Linked DNA regions of Mus musculus: region 2 is linked to region 1. Evidence: chromatin loops called from intact Hi-C (ENCODE). Cell type or tissue: heart. All regions are shown on one strand. Each heading gives the region's core, and the rest is flanking DNA. Links, peaks and the distances in the headings are about the cores only.

What was found. A loop is a pair of places that touch in the nucleus more often than their neighbours do. Peaks named below come from ENCODE experiments on the same cell type or tissue, not always from the same donor. Only the 100,000 strongest peaks of a DNase experiment are listed, where the experiment ranks them.
Region 2: a loop joins it to region 1, with 8 times the contacts of the local background. A loop is called at or near these places in 6 of 42 quality-filtered maps.

What each region holds. Positions count from the first base shown.
Region 1 is chr10:22,008,917-22,011,827 of GRCm38, reverse strand. No RefSeq gene overlaps it. Among named protein-coding and RNA genes, the nearest start is that of Gm34267, 48 kb to the left of the region's middle. In heart, for the core only: CTCF peaks have their summits at 1,484 (motif pointing right) and 2,505 (motif pointing left); a DNase peak (open chromatin) is centred at 1,497.
Region 2 is chr10:21,419,636-21,422,546 of GRCm38, reverse strand. No RefSeq gene overlaps it. Among named protein-coding and RNA genes, the nearest start is that of Aldh8a1, 44 kb to the right of the region's middle. In heart, for the core only: a CTCF peak has its summit at 1,316 (motif pointing left); no DNase peak of the experiment used is centred there; H3K27ac peaks cover 470 bases.

The DNA of each region.
Region 1 (2,911 bases), core at 103-2,602:
GGAGCTTGGTCCTCTCGCCGGCTCTCTGCTAGCATATCTGAGACGGATGGTCTTTCACAGACCAATAGATTTGCTTATATTTATTATTTATGTATTTATTTCTCTAGGGTGCTCACACACGCACCATGTCACGTCACACATGTTCAGGTTAGAGGACAACCTGGGAGATGAGGTTGAGACATGGCGGCAAGCATCTTACCCACTGACTCATCTTGCTGGCCCTAGACTTTGATTTTGAAGAGCCCAGAGCCAGGAATCACAAGCTGGAAGTCTGGGGCATTGATCTCAGATTCTTCCCCATGTTGAATCACTAAATGTATGAGTTTAAGTCCCATATACAATAGAAAAACAGTTGCAGATAACCTGTGCGCATTTCTCATACACTATAAGCGTCTGTAGGTAACTTGGAGTATCTAACACAAAACATCGGCTATGCAAACAGTGTCTACGTATTCCTTCAGAAAATGGTTAGAAACCCTATAGGTGGAACAACATTATGAACTAACCAGTACCCTGGAGCTCTTGACTCTAGCTGCATATGTATCAAAAGATGGCCTAGTCGGCCATCACTGGAAAGAGAGGCCCATTGGACTTGCAAACTTTATATGCCCCAGTACAGGGGAACGCCAGGACCAAAAAGTGGGAGTGGGTGGGTAGGGAAGTGGGGGTGGGGAGGGTATGGGGGACTTTTGGGATAGTATTGGAAATGTAAATGAAGAAAATACCTAATTAAAAAAAAAAGAAAATGGTTAGAAACACAAATCTATGCAAGTTCAATACTGGCACGCTGTTTTTCCAAAAAAATGTCTTTAGTCCTTGATTGTTGAAGCAGAATCCAAGACTATGATTCTGGCTGCTGTTGCTTTTGAAGAGGCCCAGTTGCTATAGGGACTGCATGAGCCATGCCCTTGGCCCCTAGTGTGTGTGTGGGGGGGGGGGGACGGGGGGGGCGGGGGGAGTTGCACCTGCCATTCTCCTTCTAGGCTTACTTCTTTTCAATCTCCTCACGTCACACCAGCGTGGTAGCGCAACTGAAACACCTTTTGGCAATCAGAGCTTCCTTCTAGTGACACTTGGCTTGCACTTTCCTGCTTTCCCAAATCCTATTAATATAGCATCCAGCCAAGGAGGACTCACCCAGTTGGGCATCCTTGAGAAGTCCTTGGTGTGAGGAGCCAGAAGGAAAATGACAAGCCCGTAGCCAGATTAAGCTTCAGTATAGTGAAATAGCAGCACGAACAGAAGTGGGCAGACACCTCCCCAAGCCTGCATGCGCTTAAGGTAACAGAGCTGCTTAGATTCTAGGAGTCGCCTGAGAAGAATCTTAGACTCCTAACTCTTTGTGGGGAAATGAAGAGAAAATATTAACAGTCTTAGATTTTCGGAGGCAAGAGAGAAGACCAGCGTTTGAGACCAGCTGCCCGCCTTGAATTCTGCTTCTGTTCTAGCGCATGAACAATCACTTGTCCTGTTTGTGTTGTTGTCCCCGGTACAACCACCAGATGGCAGCACGAACCTAATCCCTCAACACGTTACTGCTTCTGCGCTGCTGAAGCAATGGCGCCCTTTAACCTTGCCCTCTCTTTTCGGATGTTTTGGGGGGGCGGGGGGGGTGTATAAACCTGTATAAGCTTAATTAAAAGATTCTATTATAGGGACTGTGGGTGTGACTCATCTGGCTAAGTACTTGCCTGACATGCACGAAGCTAAAATCTCCAGTCCAGCAAAATCGGGCAGGGAAGAAAGAGCGAAACCTCAGAGGCATTCTTAGCTACACAGAATGTTTAAGGCCATCCTAGGCTACGCAGAACCCTGTTTTAAAAATCAACAACCAAACCCAAACACACGCACACGTATACACAAAGCAGCATTCATGTACGGACTCATACTAGCACAAACGTTCACACACAGACTCATACACAGGCTCTCACACACTCACACTCACAACCACACACATGCACACACTCACAATCAACACCCACCAAAATTCTCACTCACAGACCCTTGCTCACACTGGCTCAGGCACATTCATATGCACACACACACACACACACACACACACACACACACACACACATTCGTACACCAATACTCAAACACACATCAACACACTCTTTCAGAACTGGAACAACAACTTTTGATATATTTCCTCTGCTCTGAAAGTCTGCACAGGAAGACAGTTGACAGTGACATAGCTTAGACAATAGTCAAGTTTAGTTCCATGTCCCCCACTCAATAGTTATGAGGCCTAAGAAAGTGCTAACATATACTTCTTCCTTTACCTGGACAATTAAATGTATAACATCTGCCATAGCCTAGCTGCAGAGGATACTGAAAATGTTGTAGTCACAGAGCACTTTTTAAAAGACAAAACCCTGGGTGCTAGAGAGATGGCTCAAAGGTTAAGAGCACTGACTGCTCTTCCAGAGGTCCTGAGTTCAATTCCCAGTAACCACATGGTGGCTCACAACCATCTGTAATGGGATCTGATGCCCTCTTCTGGTGTCTGAGGACAGCTACAGTTTACTCACATATATTAAATAAATAAATAAAATTTTTAGTGAATATCTTGTTTGTATTCAGAGGCAAGGATGGTTCGGTGGATAGAGTGTTTGCATGCAAGCCCGAGGTCCAGAGTTCTATGTCCAGAACCCACATAAATGTTGGGTGAATATGGTTGGTGGCCAACCTGCAATTCTAACACAGAGAAGGGTCTCAGAGCCACTGCCTAGCTAGTTTAGTCAACGTGAGTAAGCTCTGGACTCAATTGACAGATCCTGCCTCAAAAAATAAGGTTGCATACAATTGAGACAGATCTCCAGTTTCCTCTCAGGCCTTCACATACACATGCGTACATGGTTCATATGTTCTTGTCTATAGCCACATACATGTAAACACACACACACATGTA
Region 2 (2,911 bases), core at 210-2,709, 590 kb after region 1:
TCAGCAAAAGCTGTAGGTTATAAAAATACTTATTCTCTCGGGCTCCCCAGGCCTGCTCTTCGGCTCACAGATGGTTTTCTTTCTCTGCATTCACTTCCAGTGTGCCCTGGCATCTGTGTAGGTTCATCTCCTTATGGGGTACCTCAGTAAGGTTGCATTAAGGTCATTCTAAAAGCTTCATTTTTAGCTTCATCATCGTGCTGAGATCCATCACATTTTGAGACAATATAAATTGTAATTAACGTATTGGGAAGAGGTGAAGACACAGCTCAGTCTGTAAAGCGCCTCCTGCTTCCTGTCCTTCATCTCTTCCTTTCTTTCATTCCAGGTTTTACTTTCTCAATAAATACTTACTGAGGACTTAGCAGGGGCCAGATACTACAAAGAAAAATGAGACAAAATCCTCTACAAAATCCTTTTTGTATAGACTTACACACTCATACACACTCTCATACACATACACACACTCACATACACCACAGACACACTCATACTCACACATACATTCACACACCACACACATACACAGTCACACAACACACACTCACACATACAACATACATCTCATACATATAACACACAAACAACACACACACAACACATACAACATACATCTTATACATATAACACACAAGCAACACACACACACACACACACACACACGCACACAACACATACTCATACACACCACACAAACATACCACACAAATTTTTATGCACACACTCACACATACAACACATACTCACACAACACACACTCATACACACACACACCATACACATTCACATACCACACCACATACCATACACGCACATTCATGTTTACACTTACACATACACACACTCATGCACACATACATTACACCACACATACACCATACACACACACTTATACACACTCACATACACACACCTACAAAAGTCTGTTCTGTGACTCCTCTGGCATCTTCTAACATTGAGACTGAGACTGGTTCTTGTCACATCGCAATTAGTGGCAGAGACCTTACTAACTGGCAGGGTCAACGCCAAGACAGTATGGGATAATGGCCGCACCGATTATACTCGCCAGGAGGTAGATTTGTGATAATAAATGAAAACCAGTGCCCAGCATGAGAGATGTTAAACTCAAAGTGGAAAACAAATCGCAATCTGGTTATTTAAAATGCTTGCCCATGGAGTGGGGGAAGAAAGCAAGAGAGGGAGTAAAGGGAAGGGAGAAGAGATGACACAAGAAGAGAGGCAGGGGAGGAAAGGGGAGGGGAAGAGAGAGGAGGGGCGAGAACAAAATGTTACAGAGAACCAGCGCCACCTGTTGGGGAGAAGTGGTGCTACATCTGGTAAGTAAAAAAAAATGTGTGCCACTCTTGTCTGCTATCTCGTGTTCTCCCTGAGCTAGCCTCAATGATGTGTACCACGAGAGCTCACTTAGTCAGACTGCACACAGCCAGGCTTACAGGTTCCATGCCATTTAACTCAGATCCTATTAATCAACCTGCCCCTGACCTGACCAAGTCTCCTTTGAGAGCGAGAGACTTCAACCCTTGGGGGAAGGCTTCTGGCATTTCTGAGTTTTGTTAAACTCAAGGTACTGTATAGACAGGTTTGCGCACGCGCTGTGCCACGCCCTCCTTTTCTCGAAACTCAGACACTTGGGACGAAAAACAGACCAATCAAGTAGCAATTTTAAAAAGTGCCAGTCAACAAACAAAATGTGACCCCCAAATGGTGTGGACAGGACTAGAGAACGTTGTGTGGAAGTACATATGGCAAAATGATGACGTTTGGATGGCGTTCAGTGCTGAGAGAAATCTCAGCAAACACACAACACTCGTGGTAAGGAAAAAAAAAATGTGCTCTTGCTTTTGGTAAGGAAGAAATGGCCCGTGCTTGAAGGGCCACCCGGAAGAGCGATTTAACCTGAGTAGGGCTTTTTCAGAGAATAGCTTGAGATAAGGGAGGAAAGGGAAGTTGAAACGCAGGCCGACCATTGAATAAAGGCAAAGATAAGGTTACTCGGTTTAAAGGCGTTGAAGATTCTGGGAAAGAAAACAAAGCACCATAAACCGTATCCTAGGCTAACTTAGCTGCCAGTTATAAGCAGAAGAAAGTGGCTGTAAGGTAGGAAAATATACCCCAAAGCAAAAGAGAGGTTTAAGACCACAGGTATGTAATTGAAATCAGAAAAGAAATCTGGCTCTTTGATACATTTTCGTGTTGATGAGTATACTAATAAGACATTTCTAAATATTAAGCCAAGGGAGCGCCTTCAATGAGGAATTGAAGAGGATGAAGAGAAAACGCCAGAAAAGGATTCAGACGCAAAGCCCAGGAAAAACAAAGCAGGGGGTTAAAGATGGCAGTGAACAAGGCTTCAGAAATGACTTGGTTAAATTTCATAATATCTTACAAATAATTCATAATAAATAAATAAACTAATGGATTATTTAACTTTCTGGCATAGCAAAGGGTGGGCAGCTCCCCCTCTCAGGACACTAAGAATATGTGTGGCGACCTTATAAAAAGCCTGCTTGCTTCAGGGCCTTATCCAGTGCGCAAGACTGGTCAGGGGTTTGCAAGCGCTCTGATGTACATCTCAGAGCTCACTCATTGTCCCCAACACATTTTTTATTCTAAGGTTAAATCACTACGCTCATTTTACACCAATGTTTTTCTGTAAGTGAGGGTGCAAACTCTAAATTGCTAAAACTGCCCCAGGAATCAAAGCTCCAAACCGGATGATAATCCCTCCCTCCGAGTGCTTGGTTCATGGAGCACACAAAGCCTGGAGAAGTGCAGTCTTGTTCTGTGCTGGACTTGAGTAAAGCAAGGATTTGTTTGTTTGTTTGTTTGTTTTTATTGGAAGCTCAAGTAAACAAGGTCTCCTTGGTCCTGTATTTGTTCGCTTTGATTG